Linked DNA regions of Mus musculus: regions 1, 2 and 4 are each linked to region 3. The links are chromatin loops, found by intact Hi-C in ENCODE. Cell type or tissue: left cerebral cortex. All regions are shown on one strand. Links, peaks and the distances in the headings refer to the core of each region. The heading gives the core; the rest is flanking DNA. Region 1 overlaps Gm51915 (a long non-coding RNA gene). Region 2 holds the start of Cltc (clathrin, heavy polypeptide (Hc)). Region 3 holds the start of Gm51288 (predicted gene, 51288). Region 4 has its middle 49 kb from the start of Gm33742.

Region 1 (6,110 bases), core at 596-5,595, 140 kb before region 3:
GGGAGTATCCTCAATGCTATGAAAGGTTACAAGGACCAACTGCGGTGCTTGTGGCTTGTAATCCCAAACATTTATGAGACTGAAGCAGAAGGAGCATCCGTAGTTCAAGGTTATCCTCAGCTACATAGAAAGTTTCTGGCTGGCCTGGCTTACATGAAACCCTGTCTCAAAAAAACAAACTTAGACAAAATCCAAAAGGGGACTTGCTTGCGGGGCGGGGAACAAATTAGAACCAAGCACAGTGATCTATATGTATAAATATGTCACTACGAAACCCAGTGCTTTATATGCTAAATTTAAAGTAATAAAAACAAAAAAAGAGTAGTTGGGATGTAACTTTTTTTTTTTAAGATTTATTTATTATTATGGGCTGGTGAGATGGCTCAGTGTGTAAGAGCAGCCGACTGCTCTTCCAAAGGTTCGGAGTTCAAATCCCAGTGACCACATGGTGGCTCACAACCATCTGTAACGAGATCTGACTCCCTCTTCTGGAGTGTCTGAGGACAGCTAGTGTACTTACATATAACAAATAAATAAATCTTTAAAAAAAGATTTAATGCTCACAGTCAGCTAATGGATGGATCATAGGGCTCCCAATGGAGGAGCTAGAGAAAGTAGCCAAGGAGCTAAAGGGATCTGCAACCCTATAGGTGGAACAACATTATGAGCTAACCAGTACCCCGGAGCTCTTGACTCTAGCTGCATATATATCAAAAGATGGCCTAGTCGGCCATCACTGGAAAGAGAGGCCCATTGGACTTGCAAACTTTATATGCCCCAGTACAGGGGAATACCAGGGCCAAAAAGGGGGAGTGGGTGGGCAGGGGAGTGGGGGTGGGTGGATATGGGGGACTTTTGGTATAGCATTGGAAATGTAAATGAGTTAAATACCTAATAAAAAAATGGAAAAAAAAAAGATTTATTTATTATAAATAAGTACACTGTAGCTGGCTTCAGATGCACCAGAAGAGGGTATCAGATCTCATTACGGGTGGTTGTGAGCCACCATGGGGTTGCTGGGATTTGAACTCAGGACCTTTGAAAGAGCAGTCAGTGCTCTTACCCACTGAGCCATCTCACCAGCCCGGGATGTAACTTAGTTGGTAGAATTCTTGCCTAGTGGGTACCAAATCATGGATCTGATGCCCAGCACTGCATAAAACTGGGTACGGTGGATAAATGCTATGGTTCCAGAGGTTCAAGGTAGGGGGAATCCTTATCTACACAGGAAGTTCAAAGCCAGCCCCAGTTCCGAATTCTCTCAATATACATGGTCCCTCACACGAAGAGAAACAGAGAGACAAAGATACAGGAAACAGACACACAGAGAACTTGTCTTGCTAGTAAACACCTTTAGTCCCAGCATTTTGGGGGCTGAGGCAGGAGGATTGCTTCGACTATGAGGCCAGCCTGAGCTACAGATTTTGCCTTCATCTAAAACAACCAAACACAACTGGGGCATGTATAAACAACCTTGAGGCTGGAGAGATGGCTCCGAAGGTAAATGGGCATGTGCGAGCAAAAGGGCCTGGAACCCGTGTAAAAAGGTAAGTGGCAATTTAGCCCAAAGCTCTGAGGACGGGTAGCCTGGAGTATGCACTGAAAAGAAATAAGAAGAGTAACTCTACTCAGCAAGATGGCAATTGGCACTTGAGGACTTCCTCAGCTTGCTGTCAACACTTATAGCACATCTCTGCAATCTGTAATATCCCTTTGCTCTGAATGAAGTTATCTTAAAGGGCTGCAAAGACGGCTGAATGGAAAAGAGTCCTCGCTGTCCTTCCAGAGGACCAGGGTTCAGCTCCCTGCACCCACACCAGGTGGCTCACAACTGCCAGGAGTTGTAGCTCCAGCTCTAGGTTATCAAGCACCTTCTTTTGACTTCAGTAAGCATTGAATGCAGCTGATCCATACACACAGATATAACCATTATATATCTATAAAAAAACAAACCAAAAAAACAAAAAACAAACAAACAAAAAAAAAACAAAACGGCTAGCCAGGCAGTGGTGGCGCATACCTTTAGTCCCAGCACTTGGGAGGCAGAGGCAGGAGATTTCTGAGTTCGAGGCCAGCCTGGTCTACAGAGTGAGTTCCAGGACAGCCAGGGCTACACAGCGAAGTGCTGGAAAAAAACAAACAAAACAAAACAAAAAAAGGTTAACGGAAGCTATGGAGTCAACCATGTATACAAATGCAAGTATCTTTTGTCTGTAGGAGGTGACAATCCTACAGAAAAATAGAGGTCTCTGACAGTATAGCTGGCAAGTCTGATTATTTCCCTCCACACAACTTTTAGAACTTCTACTCTAAATGTTATATTGTTCCCCCTATTATGTTTCTTGCTATCTCTGCTATTAATTGCACTGGATTATAGGTAAAGCTAGCTTCCCAACAACAATGGCAAAGTTATTTTTTCTGCTTTGGCAAAACAAGAAACTAAAATGGAAGCAGAGAGCTGACTTTCACAAGTTGTCCTTTCCCAACTTCTCCGTGTACACAGTCACATACCAGCAACAAAATAATTTTTTGTTTGTTTGTTTTTTTCAAGACAGGGTTTCTCCGTATAGCCCTGGCTGTCCTGGAACTCACTTTGTAGACCAGGCTGGCCTCGAACTCAGAAATCCACCTCCCTCTGCCTCCCTAGTGCTGGGATTAAAGGTATGCACCACCTTGCCCGGCAATTTTTTTTTTTAAGTGAAAAGAGCATCAGGCAGTGGTGGCCCACAGTTAATCCCAGCTCCGGGGAGGCAGAGACAGGCAGATCTCTGTGAGTTCAAGGCTAGTCTGTGCTACAGGGTGAGTTCCAGGTCAGCCAGGGCTACAAAATACAGACTCTGACTCCAGAGGAGGGTGGGGACAAAGAAGGAAGAAAGAAAACAAAAAGCAGAAAGTGATTTGCTCACAGCCAGAGCCGCACTTAGGTGGCAGAAGTGAGAACACACAGGATTAGTAAGCGAAGACAAACACTGACTGTGAAAGGATGAGTAGATGTATAAATGTGGCTTAGCATCACAAAGAGGAGTCAATCCCAAGGCAGCAGGCAGAGGAACCACCTGTGAGCCCAGGAGCCTCTCAAACCTTTATTGCCAACCAATTTTTCTTTCTTTCTTTCTTTCTTTTTTTTTTTTTTTCCTTTTTGGTCTCATTGTTGTTGTTTGTAAGGGAGCCTTCTGACTCTGAATAAGTTTGTTGCTGTCTTTCTGTTGCTCTCTGGGATAATATCCTCTCTGTTGCGGCCCTCGGCTTCAATAATTATCTGTCTATTCTCAATCTGTCCATTGGCCTGGGCTTCTTTCCTCTCCCATAGGTTCTCGGAATAAGTCCAAGGCAACAGGGAAAGGTGCTGAAGATGGGCACTGAGTAAATGTGTACTGAGGGCCCATGAAGGTGTTTGGGTGCAGAGAGAAAGAGAAGCAGTTTCTAGTACTCACTCCCTGCCCCCCAACACACACATACACACTTCTTTGTTTCGGTTCTCCCTTCTGTCAACTCACACAGCTTGGCTCCTTTGGCTGGAAGAAGGCATGATCTGGCTTTTTTTTTTTTTTTTTTTTCCTGGCTGGCTGATTCTATTGTTTTTCAGCCCTGTGGTTCTGTGGCCTCTTCCAGTCTCCTGCAATCACACAGCAGGCCTGCAGGGGTCCTCAGAGCACCCCACACAAGGCAGGCTTTCTTTAGCTAATGTTATCTTTTATTTAAGCACAGAACAGTAGCCTCCAATCTTGTTACATAACATACCAGTATCTCAGGGTGTTAAAACCAGTACAGAATCTACTGTTAGGCGTTAGGGAACCCGTGGATATAAACATATTTAGTAACACACTATTGCAGAAATGTAACCAATTTGATTTCCTGGTTCCTGATTTGAAATGTTAGAGTTGGAAGGGATGTCAGAAACCATCTTATTTCAGCCGTCCTTATTTATTTCTGCAGTAATGGGTATTGAACCCAGAGCCTCAAGAACCTTAGGCAAAGTCTCTACTGTGAGTTCCACCACCAGATCCCAGCCCTCCCTTCTTTTAGGCGATGGGTACTAAGGCCTAAGGGCACAGAGGAATTTAACCTCAGAAAGCAGCCTTGGGCTGGTAATCAAGCTTTTGATAATCTAAAGAATTTAGTATATCTTCTTAAAGATCCAATCTCAAGTCTTTTCAAGGTTGTGGTTAGTTAGCTGAAGGCTTTTGGACTCCAGGATTTATAATTCCCAAAGCAGTCAATTGTAAATATTGACAGTGCCCCTACACTGAAACCGGTATCTGCCGGCAAAAATGAGTGGTTTTGTTCTTACTAACGTTGGGACTTTTTTTCATCCCTAACCATGCGATGTACATTCACTGAAGACAATTTAGTTGATTGCATATGTATTAAAAACAGCTGGGTGGAGTGACAGGTGACGTTTTTGAGTCACCCGGGGATCTACCCAAATACCAGCCTGGGTTTGTGTGTAAACTGCTGCCAGATAGGAGACCAAAGGTTCCTGGGCCTCCTTCAGCACCCCAACCCCGCATGAACTTTTTTTTTTTCTCTTTTTCAGTAACCTGGCTAGCTTGGACCGATCTAACCAAGAATGACCTTAAACTTCTAACACTTCCCAAGCCTTGGGTTATAATTGGGCTATAAAGCAGAGAACCACCTTGTCCAATTACCTTGTGTTTTTTTCTCTTCTAAAATAGCAATGAAAACATGTATTTTGCCCCAACACCATTCAGAATCCCAGTGTCTTAGAAAAAAGGGTGGGTCTGCCGTGTCTCCCCCGCCCCCCCCCCCGCAGAAATTCTTTTATCAAATTGACCTGTTTTCCGGTAGGAAGACTCTGCCCCACTCCACCCACCTGGTGCCTCCCTGGACTTCCCGACTGTCATGAGTTTATTTTTTAACCCTCTCTTCCTTGAAAAGCACCACCCCACTGACCCAGAATGCCAGTTCCTCCCTTTTGGTCACCTTGACTACTCTTATTGTATTTTCTGTTGCTAATAGACCTCACTAACCATTAGCAATAGGGATCCCAGTTTCTCTATAGTCTTTCTCTATGCTCTTCCACTCTCAGTACTGGGGATCCAACCCAGGGACTCGAACACACCAGACAACCCTTTCCTAGTTTTAATTAGGAAATTTCGAGCAGGGCAGAGGAAATAGAGAATCTCCGCTTCTGAGCAGGGCATGGGTGGGCATGACGAGACTGGTACTATCTTACTAAATACACCTGCCTTGAACTCTGCGGGTCACTTTTAGTAACTTAGGCTCTGGGTCAGGAGTGGCTTAAAAAGTGGAGCGAGGAATTACTATCTAGGTTCTCAAAACAAAAGCACTGTAAATCCCACTTCCCAACATAACCCCGGGTCCTGGGAATCCCAGTAAAGCCAGACAAACAGGCTCCTATCTCAGAGAGCTCCCCCACTCTAATCACCTCTTCTCCCAGCCCTGCCCGCCAGCTGCCAGGACTGGCGGGACCCAGACCTTGCCACACTCCTCGCACGCGCGCCCCGCCAGGGCCGAGGGGCGGGTGGGGGTTGGGGGCGGGAGGCAGGGAAAGCAGGGGCGGAGTTCCGTCCTCCAGTGATTGGCTCCTGGCGGATGGGCTGCGGCCGTGCAGGGCCAACCAGTGGCGTGTTGCTATGTGCTGAGCCGATGGGATAGGCGCGGGGGCGCGTCTGTCACCCGGCAAGCCCCCAGCCCGGATTCGGAGGGATGCGGAGCGGCAGTGGCGGCGGCGGTGGCGGAGACTGTGGCTTTAAGAGCGCGCAGGGAGCGCTAGAGTCAGCCGTGCAGTCCTTCATCGCCAAGCACTCCGGAGAGCCCGGCGCTGGCCGGACCGGGCAGCCTACCGCCAGGTATGAGGGATCTCGAGCTGGGCTCGCGTGGGCGTGGGGCGCATTCCGCTCCAGTTCGGGCTGTGCGCCCTGGGGACGGTCGGGCTCCTGGGCTGCGTGCAGCCGGGCTCGGCTGGGGCGGTGCTGTCGCGGTCCCGAGGGGGCTCCCCGAAGGTTCCCGGGGTGCTAGGGGCGGGGAACGGGTTGCTGCAGCCACGTGACCGGTTTGTTTACAAACACTGGCGCGCGCTCCGGGTTCGGGACTCGGCGGGTGGCGACGAGCCGCCTGGCAAATAT
Region 2 (6,110 bases), core at 652-5,651, 94 kb after region 3:
CATATTGCTTTGCAAATGTTTTTTGTCCACTCTTTATCCTTGTTGAGGAACTTTGCCTATAGTCTGATCATACTGCACTGAAACACAGTGGGCACTATGTTGACCAATCCCTAAGACTCAAGGGAGATTCTCTTTCTTAGTGGCAAGCGCTATGGTTCTCTTTTATCTTGCATGAAAAGCTACAATTCTTATCAGTAGCTCTAAGGGGCTGAGGTATTTTAAAGGTGCTGTTTAAATGGTGAAACCAGAATCTTACCTGTATAATTCCAAAGTGTCTCTTATGGTTTCTAAAATCTGAATTATATTTGGTATGAAGCATTAGAGTTCTACTTTCCAATTAATCATTGTCTATCTGATGAATGTCTATGACTTTTACACTGCAATTAGTTCAAGCTGTTTTTAGAAGGCTTTGGGATTGCCTTAAGATGAACTACTATGGAGGAATCCTATAAAAAGGTTTGGCTTTGGGGTGGGGACAGTGAGGGAGAGACAGTTTCTCTGTAGTTTAGGCTGCCCTTGAATTCCCCACAACCTCACCCACAGAAGATGAGGCATAAGCCTCACTCAGGGAAGTTCAGAGACTACAGGTGTGAGTCATCATGTGTGGCTATCAAAGATTTTGTTTTGAGGCAGGATCTCATGTAGCTCAGTCTGTTCAATATAGGAAACCAGCCCTGAATTCCTGACTCTCTTCACTATTATCCTGGCTTCCCAAGTGCCAAGTGCTAGGATTACAGGCATGTACCAGCACACCCAGCAGAAAAGTGGTGGGTTTTGCTTTGTGTTCCAGGATGGTTACACATCTATAACCATTACAGAGTTCCTGGTATAAAATATAGAACTGGCGAACAATACAGTTTTCTTGTGTAGATTTTGAGAAACTACAATTCCTCAAAATAACATACAAAGCAATGTTTTTGTTATGGCGCTTACTATATAAGGGCCTGCTGTTGATAACTCTGTAAAAATAGCTTCAAATTCATACCTTGACCATTTAGTACATGACCTCTTTTACTAAAACAGGGCAAACTAAAAGCCAGGGTGATGACTCATCCTTTGCAGCAGTCTGTTTGGATAAAAAAGTTACTTACACAGGATAGCAGGATTTGTTTTAGAGCTTATCAGGTTATCTATTTTAAGGTAGTGCTTAAAACCACGCCTTTTAGGTATAGCTTAGAAAACTTAGTGCCTCAGTGTTTGGGATTTCTTTTTTCTTTTTGGTTTTACATGATAGGGTTTCTCTGTGTAGCCCTGACTGTCCTGGAACTCACTCTGTAGACCCGGCTGGCCTCAGAGATCCGCCTGCCTCTGCCTCCCGAATGCTGGGATTACTGTGTTTGGGATTTCTAAACCAGGAACTGTCCTTTCCCCTGTCTCTGTCCTGCTGGAAATTTAGCCAGCACAATCTCATTATAATCATCTTTTATTACAGCAAATTACTGATCTTTAAGAGGCATGCCAGTTTGGAGCTGTTCTAGTTTGGGGGAACAAGGTCCTGCTATGTGGAACTCTAGATCTTCCTGCCTCAGAACCCTCCAGTGTGAGGATCACAGGTGAGCACCACAGTGTCCCCAGCATTGGGTAGCATTATCATTTACACTATTTTTCTCTTGGAAAAAAAAAGGGGGGGGGGCATTAACTGTTTAAGGTGCCTTTGCTGAGTGAAATCTGCTTAGTCATTTTAGTTGCTTTTACTGTTTTTCTCCAATACTGCCTTTCATATTTAGGCTGAGAGGAGAATCTGGCAGGCAAGGCAGCAGTCCTATTAATAAGCAGAATGATTTGGGATATCACCATCTACTTTTCTTCTTTCTAAATGATTTCTGAAAACAACTCATTCTTGAAATTTCTATGTGTGATGACAAAGCAGTCTCAGCGCACTTTTTGGTTAGGTATTCCACACCAAGGAAGTAAAATCAACTGCTCTGGGGATTTGAAATGTCCTTTCATGCAGGGTCTGTATGAAAATACAAGGCCCTTGTCAATAAATTGAAATGTGGTGATCTGTTCATGGTGAAGCTCTTACATCCCAAATTCTGAGATTGAAAGTGCAATTCTATTAAGCTACTGACATTTCTGTAATAAAACAGTAACTCCCTTAGGATTTTAATTTAAAATTTGCCCACCTCTAGAAAAGGACAAAGTCTTATGAAAACAATCTTTTCAAACATTGCAGGACAGGGCACATTCAAGTGCTTAAGTGAAATTATGTAAACACAAAACATCCTAAATATGGTGGCAAGGCTCTTCTTCAAGGGTCTGTTGTCTGCCTTCTCACTTGCCTGGTTCTCCTCTCAGCCCAGATATGAAAGGCAGTATTTGGGGGGAATACTAAACGCAACTGAAATGACTAAGCAGATTTCTCTAAGCAAAACCGCTTACGCAAAATTATTGTACACCCAGTGGTTGTCTTATGTTCTTTAGGTTGAAAGGGGCATTGAAAGTAATTTCCTCAAGAACTTTCAGGGGGATTAAGACGAACTATGTGGAAATGAACTCTCTAAATCTTCCTTATATTGGTGCTATTGTGAGACATTACACCTTACACTTTAGCAAGAGCTCTGGGGCGGCTATTAATCGCTAATGAATGCTGCAGATAGCTTACTGCTGTAGGAAGGCAAGGTGCTCCGGTTTTGAAGGGCTTATTACATCGCCCACCCTGTAACTACAGGTAATGGTCCTACTACCATGTATGACTAACAGTCAATCCCTCAGCTCCAAGACAGCCCCTGAGGTTTCTTTCCCTAGCCATCCTTTGATCTACATCTTTTAAGCTTTTTCCTGTGGCCGAACCCTCCAGTTCTCGAAGGCCAAACTGATCTCTACACTAGGCTGATCTAAGTCCACCAAAATGTCCGCGGAAGCGCTCTCCAGGGGCCAGCAGGAGATTCTTCTCCCATGGCCTTCCCTGTCCTTTGAGATGGTTTATCTGAGGATCTCGAGGAGCCATCCGGCTCTCCTGGCGTCAGAAGGGCGTGCGTCAGGGCAAGGAAGCTTGCAGCTCAGTACGGTCCCCCTCCCTGAGGTGTCAGCAACCACCCACTGCGCGAAACCAGGCGGGGGAGGCGCGCCGCAGCCAGCCGCCCGAGGAGCTCTGCGGCGGGGCCGTTTCCCTTAGTCACCGCGGCACCCACGCCGCGGCCTTCTCCTCAGGCACTCGGTGTCCTCACGCCCAGGCCGCCACGCCGGCAGGGGGCTCAACCGCCACCTCCTCCCCAGGAGCAGCGGCCAGTATCTTGCCTCTCGCCCTCCACTCTGGCAGCCTTCAACCGACCCTTCCCTACCCGCATCACGTGCACCGGGAAGTGCGTGGGTGGGTCTTACAGCGCCTACGGAAATGACGTAGTTCGCCCCGAGTCGCATGATGTGGCAAAATGTTAAAAAAAAAAAAAAGTGGGAGGGGGGAGGGGAGAAGGGAGAAACCGGAGCCTGGGGAAAGTGATGAGTCTAGAAAAAGTAGTCCCTCGGTTCCTCTGTTTCCCCGCAGCCGCATCAGCGAAGAGCGCTCCGCGCACTGCGTCCCTGAATCCCTACGCCCGACCGCGGCGCGGCGTCTGTGGAAGGCTACATAAGGCGGACGGCGTGAGGAGACTGGGCGGAGTTCTGCCTCGGGATCCTTCCGCAGGGCTCAGCCGTTTCCGGAGTCTGCGCTGCTCCCGGTTCCGCCATTGCGGCTCTCCCGGCCCCTGGAGCCTCCGCCCCCGACCCAAGCTCTCTCGTCTGCCTGCCAGTTCCCTGCGTCCCCGGAGAGTATCCCTCTGAGCCCAGCCTCCCCTCCCCTTCCCCGTCTCCTCCTCTCCCTTGGAGAGCCCGGGCAGGCACTGCCCTGCAGCCCCAGTGACAGGAGGAGACCATACTCCCCGACAGCGCCATGGCCCAGATTCTGCCCATTCGCTTTCAGGAGCATCTCCAGGTACGTGTGAGTCGGGGCTGCTGAGGGACTTTTCGAGGGTCGTGGGAAGGAAGAAGCTAGCGGCCTGGCCCGAAAGGGATCGAGAGAAGGGGAGTGGGGGGTGTCGGTATTTGGCATAGGTGGAGGAAGGACAGTGTCTTAAAAGCTTAAAGGGTTAAATGATATGAGACTAGGATGGAAATGACGAATCGGAGTGCAAAGGGCGGCGAGGCCAGGCCTTACGTCTGACGACCTCTTATTCTGCTTCCTGGATTGCAAGAACTGCGCATACCAGACCCCCCTTCCCATTTTACTCAGTTCATTCATTTGGGTAGGGGCTAGGTGGGGGAGCTTCTCGCGCGTTTCTCCCAGAGCAAGATTTCTCGTTAACCCTGAGCGACGCGGGGCTGTCACCTTCCCTTGGTCTATTCCCATTTCTACATCGAGTCTGCACCCAGGAATTGTGTGGCGGGTGGGTTGGGGAGGAGCTGCATCCTCCCTCTGCAGCTCACCACTGAGAAAGGCACCTTGGGGTTAGGGTAGCAGTGGCTCGTGGCTTGCCTTCCCTGAATCTATAAGGAACCGAAGGTCACACTCACTGAAGGAACAGAAAGAAGATAGAGGGGCGGCAAGGGGCGGTGTCAGTCTCGGTGCCTGGGGTCAAGGTCCCAAGGGGAACGCGCATATTTTTCCTTTCTTGGTTTCTTCAGAGGGTTAGTGTAGCTCTTAGGCTCACTTTGATTCTTGCAGGTAGGGAGAGTTATTTAGAGGTTATTTATGGCCTTTTGGAATTTAGCAGGTAGTTGTGGGATTACGGCAGGAGTATGTCTCACAGGACTGCGTGGAATTCATCAGAGCCGGGTTTAAGTGCATACCTGCTCTGTGTCAGTACCTAACAAGTTGATCTGTAACTGGCTCCTTTTTAATAGTCTGGGGCGTCCCCCCTCCGCCCCCCACTGCACCTTATCCTGGAGTCAATACACCATTGTCTAACCTGGCAACCTGCCAGCAGTTGGCCTAGGCAGGTGACTGTTGGAGGGCTTCGCTGAATTACGCTTCTTCTGAACTGCTGATTTTCCTGGTTCACTTGTCCCGACTCTTTGACATCATAATTTATTCATATTAATTTACTTTCCCTCAAGTATCCCCATAAAGAAATCTGCTTTCAGCTGCATCTTCTGAAGGGCTAATTTCATGAGGGGGAGGTGCAGTGATCCAGTTCAAATATTGGTAACTTATTGAGTGCTTTATCATTGAAGGCAATCTGATTTACTTTTCTTCATTGATATACATAAAAGATGTTTGATAATAAAGAGGGTTAACTAAAATTTAGCACCAAGTAAAATAATTAAATATTTCTTTATAGACTTTACCGTGTTGCTAACATTAACGAATTATTTTACTTTAGGACTTCTTTGCCCATTAAATGACTTGAATACATTTTCTTCAGTCATCACTAGTTTTCAAATAATTCATCTGATTTTGGCAATAAGATCTCTATTTTGTAAAGGTCTGAAAAATGTCAAGTGACAATGCTGACAGAGAAGTTAATTTTTGTTCTCAATTCAAGCTTGAGTTTCCTCTGTTAAGAATATAAAGTGTTAGGAAAGCACTGTTCTGGATGTTAGTGGACAGTGGGCTCTTCAGGCTGAGTTAAGAGGGAGGCAGCCTGTGTACACTAACAACAGAAAAAAATCTAGCTTTAATTAATTGCTTGCTTTAATTAATTTGACCATGATTTGGGTTGCTGTTTTTTCTTCTCCCATCTTTGGGATTAACACTTGGCCACACTGAAGTTACCAGAAATAGCTTTCTGCAAATATGTGTATAAACCTTACACAAAAGAAGCAAAGACAACTGCTGATGACATGACCGTTGCTGGTGATTTGAGTAATAGTTTTTCATTTCTATTAAACTCAAGACCAGAATTGTTGAATGGTCTTACAGACTGGAATCCAAACTTGTCACTAATTAAAAACAGATTTAATGCAGGTGTGGCATGTGAGTAGCAATTTCTGCAAATATTTGAAACTGTTTTCCAAAATTTAAAGATTTTGAATATTTATAAAATAGCTTTACAGATACACTTGAAGATCTCGGATGCTTATTTTCTGGAGGACCTCATTACACTTTAGGCTTTGGCTGGTAGGATCCCACTCTAGTAGATAGAGTCAGGTGTGCCGAAAGGATAATGTATCTTCTGATCTCAGACTTTTAT
Region 3 (6,110 bases), core at 634-5,633:
ACGTTTCCCACAATGCTCTTTGCTCATTTCCAAGCCTTTACACTTTCCATCCTCTGCTGGAACTCATTCCAGAATTCTACCAGCTCACGGCACAGTGGCCATTTCCTTCTCAACGTTGAGGTCTCAGTTAAGTGACATCCATTCAAGAAGCCCTTCCCTGATCATCTGTATCCAAAATTGCCCTCTTCCATCAGCTAGACCCTACTAGGACCCTTGGTTTATTTCTGTATAAGATTTTCCAGGGCATGTGGCTATCTTGAGTGAGCATTGTATACTTGCTCGTCTCCCCAACTGGGAAAGGAAATTCCTTGAGGGCAGGAATTTGATCTTATTCGGGGATAAAGGACAGATATGAAACACTATTGGTATCTATGTATGTGGGAGAGCCAGCCTGCCTGCCGTTTTGCTAATGACCTCTCCTTCCAGGAAAGGGGCGTTTCTTCTCTCTTTGTTGTGAGGGTTTGATAGCTAGGATTCTACTGAGATGGCGCAAATGAAGGCTTTGGATGAGGAGATCATTAAGTGTAGGATGGACTGGGTTAAGAAAACCAAGAGAAGATATTCAGATGCTAACTGGGAATCGTTGTATATGGAAGATGTGCAAAGGAATGACCAGATAGAGTCTAGTAAGACACAGTGCTGGGGAAGAGACCATCCAGGCATGTGGTCCCAGAGGTGACCGGGAACCAGGTCAGGAGTCATATCATCTTTTTTCACTCTGCTCTGTCTGCTCCATCCCACTCCATGACGGATGGATGCCAAGCAAGGGAGGCAAGGCGAGTAAGTCACTTTGCAGACTTCAGACCACACACACACAGAGAATGGGTGATAAACCAGATAGAAGGGCACAGGTTCTCAGCCTCCGCTGGGTTTAAGGCTGTTTTGATGACTTAGCAGCCAATCAAATTGGGAGCTTATGTTCAGACTGTAGCCGCCATTTTTTTTCCCCTCCTGTGGTCCAGGGAAAAATAAATTTGGTTTCTTTGTTGTTTTTGTTGTTTTGAAAGAGGGTCTCAGGCTGGAGAGATGGCTCAGCAGTTAAGAGCAGAGACTGCTCTTCCAGAGGTCTTGAGTTCAATTCCCAGCAACCACATGGTGGCTCACAACCATCTGTAGTGGGATCTGTTGCCCTCTTCTCGTCTGTCTGAAGACAGCTACAGTGTACTCGTCATATATATAAAATAAAAAAATAAAATCTTTATTTAAAAAAAAAGAAAGAAAACAAGAAAGAGGGTCTCACATAGCCCAGGCTGGTCTTGAACTCACCCAGTGTGTGGGTGCTGAGGATAGTCCTTCTGCCTCTAGCATCCAAGGGTTGGGATTTCAGGCTTGCGATAGCCACGATGTTGGTTCCTAAACAACCAGCTTAGTAATAAACCTGAAAGCAAAATTCCTGGGGGCGGTGGAGCCTGCTTTTACCCTGAACAAGTGGGTGAAGTGTTTTTCTTATTAATAAGCACTGCCTACTCAAAGAGAAAATGAAAATCTTATTCAGCCACCATCTAAATTGCATTATGAAACTTTATAGATGATATTCATAGTATTTCTCACAAAGTTTATGGGACCAATACTTGGTGAAATTTGATTTCTAGATCTGTCGAAGCAGTTGCAGGAAAAAATAGTCCTGCAATCTGTTCCAGTGTTTGCCCTTCTCTGAACAGTTTGCCTCGTGAGAATGTCCACAGCTGACTCATTCTATTCTACAAATACCAAACGGCACCCAGGTCTGTTTCAGGGATATTGGTCAACCTGGAGCTTTTCCAGACATATGCCGCCGGAGGGAAAATATCCGAAATGCAAGTCTTCCTGAACGCTGCCTGTGAAAGTTTCGCCTTTGAGTAGTAGAGGGAGCAGGGGCCAGCCAGAACAGCTGGAAGGAATCGCAGAATCCTTGTGCAGCTCTTCTCTAAAAGTCTTTGGCTTAGATCTTTAACTTTGAAAGCTTAGCTGGTTATATCGAACTCGTCCACAGAAGCAGAGGGGGCTATGTCTACAGCGCCAGCTGCCTAATTGATTGTCTCTGTTAATTAGGCTCTGGATCTGTGAATGGAGCCCCTCAGCCGCAACAGCAACTGGGTTTTCAATTAATTTTGCTCTCTGCTTAAAATGTTCTGGACATTGGAAACATTGTTTAATTATAGTATCCCCATCTGTCTACTCTCTGCATTGTATAACCAGAAAATACACAGTGTGCTTATTGTGTTTATTGATTTATTTAAACTTCAAAGACAATAGAGTGCTATATAATAGGCTGCAGAGAGGGTGGACTCTTATCTCTCTACTGTTTAGAAAAGAGGCAAATTGCTCTGTGCTTTCAAATGTTTGAAACAGTCACTCTGAGAAAAGTTCAAATTTGCCTCTGATTTCTCTGTACTCAGAGATTTTCCTCAGTACAGAAAATTATATCCTAAAATACCTAGATGCCAGCTGGTATATATCCCAAGAGAAGCAGGGTGGACGAAGAGGGTTTTTAAAAAATACCTGGAGAGCCAATTTGTAATGATAGAGATCTTAATTGAATCACCTGGGACCTCATGCTGAAAAAATATGCACTGAGTGCCCGTGGCTTCCACTTAATTAACAGCGTTGTTCCTTTTAGACAGGGTTCGTATGGTTGAGATAAAGCCACTGCAAACATCTGCAGTAAGGCACAATGCCTTCGTGTGTGTGTGTGTGTGTGTGTGTGTGTGTGTGTGTGTGTGTGTGTGCATGCGTGCATGCCTAAATTAGAATGGCCTCATTTCTTTCACTGTGTGTACCGACCCTAGTGAGTCACCCAGACAAAAGGATGCACTAAAATGAGGTAGTTTGCCATCTAGAGAAGAAAAAAAAAAAAAAAAACCACACTGGTCATCTTATGGAAACTAAGCTTAAGAAACACAAGGCACTTAGTGCTTTACTATGAAACCTCTCTGAGGTGGGAGAAATATGTGTGAAATTTGGACTCTCATTTTCTCCAATCTGAGGAGGAATTTGTCTCCTAGAGTCATCTGGCTGGTGGTGATGGGAAGGATCAGTGGGAGCCCCGCTTGGCGGGGCTGCTCAGTAGAAACCCATATGCTCTCTGACATTGATGATAATCATCTTTCCATCATTCCTAGGTTAGTTCTTAGCAGAAATCGGAGCCAGCTCCATCCTGAGAGAGGCTCCTGCTGCGAAACCAGAGCTGGCAATGAATCTTTAACAAAAGATCAAGGACTTGACATTTATTTTTAAGCACGAGAAGGAAGTGTGCAATGTTGGCAGCAAATACAGGGCTAAGAAGAGCTTTTAAACAGTTGCAGAGAGAAGTGGAACTCGGAGGAGCAACCACTCAACCTACTGGTGACTTCACTTTTGTGAACTAGCAACTGACGACTAGGTGGGACAGGAAGAGTGTATATATGTAAATATGTGTAGACAAGACACACATATACGCCCAGCTTCTTAAAGAAGACAGGTGGCACAATGCATTTACCATTTTTATTTTGAATCAGGTTATTTTTAAAAGAAGATTTATTCCTATTATTCCTAATTATGGGTATGAATTACCACTTGAGTACAGGTGTCTATGGAGAATAGAGGTATTGAATACCCCTAGAACTGGAGTAGAGGCAGTTGTGAGCTGCCCAGTATGGGGGCTGGGAACAGAACTGAGGTCCTCCACACAAGGTCAGCAAGACATAACCACTGAACTATCTCTCCTACCCCATCGGGTATGTTTAAACATTTTTATATCCAACTCATGTTTCAGAGTCAATGTCAGGAGGTTTGGTCAACACGAAAGACAGAAAAGCCGCTTGTTTTAATTTTTAACGGACTAGGCTGGCAGAAACAGCAATAACAAAAGTTTTGTCCCCATGCCCCATCAAAGGACTCATGCGTGCAAAGTTGTGAATTTGTTAATTTATGTAGGGGGAGGGAGGTGTGCGTAGTGAAAAGGTTAAATAAAGTGCACCAAGTGAGGATGTATTCTCTTCAAACTGTCCACCTACAGTAAGGAAATAGCTTCAAATTTAATTTTAAACACAACAGATGCAGAAAAAAGTGTGGCTGTCAGGAAATTTGCCAATGAGGTATAATAGGGTGTGAACCTCTCTCTAAAGGAGAGTTATTTCTATCTCAGGGTCCAGTTCAATGTCCTGATTAGTTCTACTAGTAAAGTTAAATGCAGAATATAAATCCTCTCCAGGTGACACACCTTAAAATTCCTCCAGCTGAAGGACTCAGGAGTCACCTTACCAAATGATTTAGAGCATAAATTTAGTTTAGATTGGCTTTTGAAGTAACCACCAACCCCACAATAGGCAGTTTGCAGACAGTGGAAGGCAGGGTGTGTGTGTGTGTGTGTGTGTGTGTGTGTGTGTGTGTGTGTGTGTACACGTGTGTGCGTGTGTATGTGTGACACGTAGATCACAGTCAGTTGGTAGGAGCTTGTTCTTTCCTTCCATCATGTGGCTCTCAGGTGTCAAACTCACTCTCGCTGACATTCTTTTACACTGAACTACTTACATGTTATTAGACGCGTTCTCACGACCGGCCAGGAAAGACGCAACAGACCAGAATCTTCTGCGGCAAAACTTTATTGCTTACATCTTCAGGAGCCAGAGTGCAAGAAGCAAGAGAGAGAGAAAACGAAACCCCGTCCCTATTAAGGAGAATTATCCTTCGCCTAGGACGTGTCACTCCCTGATTGGCTGCAGCCCATCGGCCGAGTTGACGTCACGGGGAAGGCAGAGCACATGGAGTGGAGAATCACCCTCGGCACATGCGCAGATTATTTGTTTACCACTTAGAACACAGCTGTCAGCGCCATCTTGTAACGGCGAATGTGGGCGCGGCTCCCAACATCTCCCCCTTTCCTTTTAATAAGAGCAAATAGGCCACCCATATTAATGAGAGTGGAGATAGAGGTCAAATCCCCAGTGTGTAGGTAAAGGAGCCATGTACAGGATTAGCTCTTAGGCTCACAGGCTTTTACCCAGAGCAACCCTGACCTGCTCCCGTGTCGTTTTGCCTGGGGGAAGGGAACTAGGACACTGAACCTTCATGAAAGATGACATGTCTCCCTAGAATAGGCTCATATATGCCGCAGAGCCTCTCCATTGCAGTGCTTAGCCGTGCAACTCTCTCGGGCTGCTGAAGCACACTCACTCTATCCCGTGCAATGAGTCTAGCCTCGTGAGATGTAAGAGCTGAGTGGCCAGCGACCTATTGCCTAAGCATAGATAACCATATATCAGGGGGAGCTCCATGTTCTAGTCCTGCAAGCGCCTGGGCAATAACCACCTTGTCTCTCCTAGTTTGGGCCTTAAGCTTACAGACCAATCAAAGAAGCAACACTAATCCACAGCAAAGTGTATCTCCAAATAATATTAATCCCACCCATTCTTTAAAGAAGGAAAATGTTGAGGAGATCCAATTGGGTAATCCTTTGGTCAGGGACAGGTCCAAGCGCGTGGAGTTGACCTGAAGTCTCAATTCCCGAAGGATCTGTTCAAATTCAGCCATCCAATTCTGTAACATATACTGAAAAAGACTTTTTGACAATTTAGCTGCCCTAGTAAATTTAACATACTGAATGGAAATAACACACAATCCCGGAAACTTTTGTTCACAACCCTGCTGAGTTATTTGTCATAATACATCTAGTTGTATCTGGACAAGATCTATGAGTTGATTAACCAGCATGAGACCTCTCTGTATTGGGCCAAATAAGTTCATTTGCTCATTAATGGCTCTGAGGTCATGGAGCAGTCTCCACTTTCCTGACTTTTTCTTAATTACAAAAATTGGAGTATTCCAAGGTGAGGTAGAGGGTTCAATATGGCCTAATTTTAATTGTTCCTCTACCAGTTGAATCACAGCTTCTAGTTTTTCAGAGGATAGGTGCCATTGAGGAACCCACACTGGGTCCCCTGTTTTCCATGGTATGGGTCGTGCTGGCCCAATGGCCGCTAAGGAAAACCCAGACCCTGTCTGTCTTGGTTTCCATTAGGTGAGATGGGCTCTATCCTTCCCTGTTCTTGATGTCCTAACCCTTTTCCTTCTTTATAACCCATCTTTGCCATGATATTTTTTGCTTTAGCTGAATACCCTCCCGATGGGGCGTTTTCATTGGACAAAATAAG
Region 4 (6,110 bases), core at 348-5,347, 66 kb before region 3:
AGAGGTCAGTGGATGGGACAGACCTGAGCTCATTTCCCTCCTGGGCAGCTGTCAGCACTATCTGGATTTCTCAGTTTGGGAAACAGAAAACCTGAAGCCGTCCTGAACAAAGGGCTTTTTAGTTGTCTCACCCTGGCCCCTGAGGAGTCTCGGAGCCCTGTACACAAACAGCTGGAGTTGCTGTGACTCAGCACCAATTTCTCTCTCCTTGTCATTGGTCAATGGGACTCGGAAGGGGGCTCCATTTCTCTGGCCTCTTTTGGCCAGGCAGCCAGTGCTGACCTTGCCCTTTAACTGGCCAGCGCTCCCCAGAGGCAGAGCCATCTGAGCAGGGTGATTCTGTTTCTGGCTTGGTGACAAGGCTTAGGGATGTGGCTGTTACAGATAGGTGGAAGTGGACAGGTTGGGGGCCACTGGGGACCTTAAAGTGTGGGAACAAGATATCCTTTGTAACTTGTGTAATGTACTGCACTTCCCCGGGTCTTGGTCATGTCAACATTATCAAGCACCTGGAAGCAGGAGAGATCCCTAAATCGTGCCCAGAAGATCATGGGAGACTTGAAATGGTTTCTAGAGCCTGTTTTCCAGGCCATGTTCAGACTATAACTCGAAGTCTGAGTACTGCCTCAGGAGGAATGGTCTTACCAGACACAATAAGTGGTATCAACACCCTCTCCCCTGAGAGGTAAATGGTGCTGTGACTGAGTGACAAGGATAAAATGACACCCAGGGAGAGAAGCCAGGCCCTAGCTAGCAGCCTCTTGACTCAAGGCCCTTAGTAAATCTCCCACCCAGACAGCTGTTGTCTCTGACTCGTTACTACTGTATGCTCACCCTGAGGCCATGGATGCAGGTGTGTGTATGCATGCATGCGTGCGTGTGTGCATGGGTGTGTGTACGTGTGTGAGCCTGTATGTGAACGTTCGTGTGAGATGAGATCGTCTAAAGATGTCCAGAAGAAATTCTTTTCATTGGTTAGATATGTTTTCCCAAACTGGAATACTTGTTTTGGTTCCTGGGTCACTGAAGGAGATCTCGTCTCCTGCTCCCTAAAATGTTGATTAAATAAAATTCATTGGATTCCAGCCCTGGATAATCTGGGGGATTTGTGTGCATGCTTAGCAAGTACTCCACTACCAAGCTACATCCCAGCCTCCTTTGCTTGCTTATTTATTTATTTATTTATTTATTTATTTATTTATTTATTCATTATTCATTCATTCATTGACCCACTTTCCCTAAATTGTCCAGGCTGGCTTTGACTCACTCTGCTGCCCGACCAGGCCTCGAGCCTGCCATGGTACCTCAGCCTCGCCAGTGGCAAGTGTTACAGGCCTGTACCTCAGCTGATTCAGCTGGTCTAGTGTGGGGTGGGTTTTTTTCCCTGCAACTTTCTTTTTATTTTGTTTTGCTTTGTTTTTCAAAAAAAAATTTTAATTAGACATTTTCTTTATTTACATTTCAATTGTTATCCCCTTTCCTGGTTTCCCCTCTGAAAACCCCCTATCCCCTCCCCCCTCCCCCTGCTCACCAATCTATCCACTCCTGCTTCCTGGCCCTGGCATTCCCCTACACTGGAGCATCGAGCCTTCACAGGACCAAGGGTTGCTCCTCCCATTGATGACCAACTAGGCCATCCTCTGCTACGTATGCAGCTGGAGCCATGAGTCCCACCATATATTTTCTTTGATTGGTGGTTTAGTCCCTGGGAGCTCTGGGGTACTGGTTAGTTCATATTGTTGTTCCTCCTATGGAGCTGCAAACTCCTTCATCTCCGTGGGTCCTTTCTCCTGCTCCTTCATTGGGGACCCTGTGCTCAGTCCAACGGTAGGTTGGGAGCATCCACCTCTGTATTTGTCAGGTACCGGTGGAGCCTCTCAGGAGACAACTATAACAGGCTTCTGTCAGCAAGCTCTTGTTGGCAGCACAAAAGTGTCTGGGTTTGGTGGTTGTATATGGGATGGATCCCCAGGTGGGGCAGTCTCTGGTTGGTCATTCCTTCAGTCTCTGCTCCACACTTTGTCTCTGTATCTCCTCCCATGGGTATTTTGTTCCCCCTTCTAAGAAGGACCTAAGTATCCACACATTGGTCTTCCTTCCTGCAGCTTTCTAATACATCTTAATGTGATAAGACGAATCCACAAATGACTGACATGGTGGCACCAGCCCATAATCCCTGCACTTGGGAGGCAGAAGCAGAAGGATCAGAAGTTCAAGGTCATCTTCAGATATATAGTGAGATGGAGGTCAGCCTGGGCTACATGAGATCCTGTCTTAAGCAGATATCCATATGTGTCTGCCTATGTGTCTGCCTCTTTAGAGTTACCCAGGTACCATTATTGTGTGCTTAGATACAATCTTTAGTTTTTAAAGATTTATTTATTTTATGTATATAAGTACACTGTAGCTGTCTTCAGACACACCAGAAGAGGGCATCAGATCCCATTACAGATGGTTGTGAGCCACGATGTGGTTGCTGGGAATTGAACTCAGGACCTCTGAAAGAGCAGTCAGTGCTCCTAACCACTGAGACATCTCTCCAGCCCGCTTAGATGTGTTTGTAGAATAGCTTTTTGTTTTTTAATCTGCGTTAAAATCCCAGTACAGGGGCCTGGAGAAATTGCTCAATGGTTAAGAGCACTGTCTGCTTTTCCAGAGTCTATGGGTTCAATTCTCAGCAACCTCACAATTGACATGGTTGCTCACAGCCATCAGTATATCCAGTTCCAGGGTGGGATCTGATGCCCTCTTCTGGCCCCAGTGGATACCAGGCATGCGCATGATACACAGAAAACCATGCAGGTAAACACTCATACACATAAAAATGATAAAATTTAAGAAATTCCCAGCACAGGGGGGAGAAAGACAAAGACATCTCTAGGTGTCATATGGGTCAACTTTTGAGCCCAAAAGAGATTCCATGTCCCTGGGTTCAGGCCCCAACCTCTAGGGATACACAAGGTTTTCAGCCCACAGCTTTCAGATGATACCAGACCCTGCTTAAGGGAATATGTTCATCTCTTTATAGCCATACCATGCTTGTAAAGAGCCTGAGAGAAATGGAAAGCAGGTGTCCCCCCACCACCCCTTTGTTTTGAAAGGCAAATGGCCTCAGAATAGTACCAGTCAACAGAAGAGAGGAGGCATCCTGGCCCAGCTGCCTGCCTTCTCTCACTGTGGTCAAAGCTAATTAACTTGCACTGTACCTTGAACTAGGTCACCCACAGGTCTGGGCTGGGGATAGACCTGGCTGTCAGAGGAGGGCATTGCCAGACTAGCTCTTGGGGTGATCTCCTAGGGAGGCCATACAAAAGCCTACGTTTCATCTCTGTGTGGGATTGTCTCTCTTCTTCCGGAGAAGTGACCATTTTCAGATCTGTGGGTGGAAAAGAAAATCTTCTCTTCCCAAAATAATCCCTTTCTGCAGTTTGAAGCCGGGGGGTTGAAGCTGGACCAGGCGGCTAGCACTATTTTTACCCAACTCACAGTTCGGGCTGTAAACAGCAACTCTGGCTGTGTTTTCCTCTCCCCCAGCAGCTGATAATGGGGTCAACCTCTTTGAGGCAGAAGTGTCCTGGTATTTTTTTTGCACAGATAAAGACAGGGCAGAGTTTACCATGGACCAGGTGATGATTCCTGGACCATGGGGTCAGTGTACAAACAGAGAGATATCACCATGACGCCGTTATCTCTGCCATAAACACCAGGCCATGTGACAGCCACTGTGCTGAGGCTGATGTAAAGGTGTACAGGCAGGGTCATGAGGAAAAGCAGGCCCGCAAAGCCCTAGGCACTCAGGTTCCCAGAGCCCAGACCATGACCCCCACTCCCTCTTGCTCAGTCAAGCACCTTCTCCTGGGTTGCTTCACTGTGAGGCACTTTTGCCTCACAGCCACGAGCTCACAGGCTGAGGAAAGCAAGCATTTACTTCGAATGTAGAAGGGCTCTAAAAATCAAAGCCATATAGGTCTCCAGAGAACAGACAGAGGCCCACAGCTTTCTGTGATAGTGTCACTCTGAGGCTGTAGAGACAGGACCAGCTCCCTCCGTGTCCCCAGTTAGCAGAGAGCACAAAAAAAGCTAACCAAAAATCCACGTCTTATGTCTGCCATGGGAGTAGGTGAAAGGCAAGTTTGGCCTCCCAGAGGGCATCCTGTTCATGAAATAAACCAACCAGGAAAGGTGAAATTGGCTTCAATAGAGCTGGCAATTCCCGACTGCTTCTCTTCTAGCTCATGGTTGGGCTTCCGTTGCGTTTCCCTGTAGCCATGTTTGTTACCCAATGCTCTCCCTGGGGCTTTTTCTCTACAATAGGGAAGGGGTTATGACTCCGCAGGAAAGCTGAGTCTTGTTCATGATGAACAATGCAACAACTTCTTCATTTTTAAAACTTTATTTTGGAACATCATCTCTGGAAGCTGTCCTTGACCTCTGTATCCTCCTGCCTCAAACTCCCAGATGCTGAGAATACTGGTGTGCACCACCACACTTGGCTACCAGCCCTGTCCTGGTGCTGCCATGGCTTCCTGGTTTCCTGGCTTCCTGGCTTCCTCTCATCATCCTAAGCGTTTCTCAAATACCATATGTATACTCAGAACTGCTCATCTAGGTGAAATGGTTCTCGTTTCCAATTCTGGTAGATGGTTTTGTAGGAGGCATGAAAAAGGATTAGAGGGCAGGTAGGCAGCTGAGTGTCCCACCCTTCCCCCAGCCCTCACCCCCACCCCTGTCAGCTCTTTTGGAGGATGTGGTTTCGATTGACTCTGGGCAGCTGTTTATTGCAAAACTCACTGCCAACTATTGATAGCCAAAGTGGCATCGGAGAGCTCTGGATGGTACAAATGGGGCAGGAGATGGATGAGAGGACGGTTTTACCTCTGAGAAGAGAGGCTGAGAACATATTGTCTCTCCCAACCTGCTGTGTCCTAGATTTCCACTGTTAGCCTGAGCTCTCCCAGGACTGGGCACCAGAATCCAAATAGTAACGTCCAGTTCAGTCTAGAGTGAGACTCTCAAAAGACAAAGCCAGGGGCTGGAGAAATGTCTCTGAGTTAATAGCCTTTGCTGCTCTTCAAGCAGTCCGGAGTTTGGTTCCTAGCACCTATGTTAGGGCAGCTCCCGTTCTAGGAGATCTGACTCCCTCTTCTGGCTCCCATGGGCACCCCCTTGCACATGGCATAGATACACACAGACACACAGACATATATGCAAATAGAAATTAAAAACAAAATTAGGTCAGGCATGGCGGCATACACCTTTCTTTCCAGCGCTCAGAGGCAGAGGCAGAGGCAGGTGGACCTCTGTGAGTTCAAAGCCAGCCTGTCATATATAACTAGTTCCAGGCCAGCCAGGGATACATAGTGTTTCAAAAACAAACAAAAGGGAAAACAGCAAAACAAAAGGTAGTCAGGTGGGGATGTAACTCTGCAAGAGAGTCACTGGTGTAAACCCCTGAGTTAAATCCCCAGTCCTGCAAAAGACAGGGAGGCAGTGAATGGTATCAGGGGATGCCGCTTGGTTAGTAGTCTAGCTGCCTAGCATGCTCTATGTTTGAGCCCCCAGCACAGCAGAAACCACATGCGATAAATTGCACATGCCCGTTATCCCAGCACTTAGGAAGGAGGTGGAGGCAGGGCTGTCAGGAATTCCACGTCATCCTTAGCGTCACTGTGAGTCTGAGACTAGCCTGAACTCCATAAATCCCTGTCTCAAAACCAAACCAACACCCCCAGGTAGACCCCTAGAAAAACAGGAGCAGGGGGAAAATGCCTATCAGGGAAACCAAAAGCACGTGGCAGCCAGGCGTGCTGCCAGGCTAAGCGTTTGTTGTGAACCATGCTCATGGCCCAGTGTTGACACCCTAGAAAGTGGAACCTGCAGCTGACTGCTGTGCATGAATTTCCCAGAATCCACCCTGATGCACCTTCTCCTGTCAGCTTTGGTTCTGCTCTCCCCGTGACTCACATGCGCTGTGCTGCTCTGAGATCATCCCGAAAGACATTGACAGTCAGCGTGGGAAGCCTGTGCTCTCGAGCTGCCTTTGATGGGCGTGGTGAGTGGGCACAAGGACTTTTGCCACCTAGTGCCCCTGATTATGTAATTTTTTTCAT

What was found. A loop is a pair of places that touch in the nucleus more often than their neighbours do. Peaks named below come from ENCODE experiments on the same cell type or tissue, not always from the same donor. Only the 100,000 strongest peaks of a DNase experiment are listed, where the experiment ranks them.
Region 1: it touches region 3 in a loop (2.2-fold over the local background); 4 of 42 quality-filtered maps call a loop at or near these places.
Region 2: it touches region 3 in a loop (3-fold over the local background); 2 of 42 quality-filtered maps call a loop at or near these places.
Region 4: it touches region 3 in a loop (5-fold over the local background); 3 of 42 quality-filtered maps call a loop at or near these places.

What each region holds. Positions count from the first base shown.
Region 1 is chr11:86,993,316-86,999,425 of GRCm38, reverse strand. It overlaps Gm51915 (a long non-coding RNA gene), which reads right to left. Exons shown (of 3, transcript XR_003949754.1): 3 at 5,089-6,110. It overlaps Ypel2 (yippee like 2), which reads left to right and starts at 5,664. Exons shown (of 5, transcript NM_001005341.3): 1 at 5,664-5,834. It also overlaps Gm22387. In left cerebral cortex, for the core only: CTCF peaks have their summits at 3,646 and 5,583; DNase peaks (open chromatin) are centred at 2,972, 3,660 and 4,273; H3K4me3 peaks cover 643 bases; H3K27ac peaks cover 2,701 bases.
Region 2 is chr11:86,755,051-86,761,160 of GRCm38, reverse strand. Cltc (clathrin, heavy polypeptide (Hc)) reads left to right here and starts at 3,594. Exons shown (of 32, transcript NM_001003908.2): 1 at 3,594-3,913. The coding sequence starts at 3,872. Gm42085 (a long non-coding RNA gene) reads right to left here and starts at 3,448. Exons shown (of 3, transcript XR_880101.3): 1 at 3,285-3,448. In left cerebral cortex, for the core only: a CTCF peak has its summit at 3,199 (motif pointing right); DNase peaks (open chromatin) are centred at 3,346, 3,524, 4,091, 4,796 and 3 more places; H3K4me3 peaks cover 3,272 bases; H3K27ac peaks cover 3,966 bases.
Region 3 is chr11:86,848,540-86,854,649 of GRCm38, reverse strand. All of the region lies in intron 3 of Gm33742 (a long non-coding RNA gene), which reads left to right. It overlaps Gm51288 (predicted gene, 51288), which reads left to right and starts at 1,992; the gene lies at 1,992-2,046. In left cerebral cortex, for the core only: no CTCF peak of the experiment used is centred there; DNase peaks (open chromatin) are centred at 1,426, 1,639, 2,362 and 3,016; H3K27ac peaks cover 2,007 bases.
Region 4 is chr11:86,914,372-86,920,481 of GRCm38, reverse strand. No RefSeq gene overlaps it. Among named protein-coding and RNA genes, the nearest start is that of Gm33742, 49 kb to the right of the region's middle. In left cerebral cortex, for the core only: no CTCF peak of the experiment used is centred there; a DNase peak (open chromatin) is centred at 3,413; H3K27ac peaks cover 1,982 bases.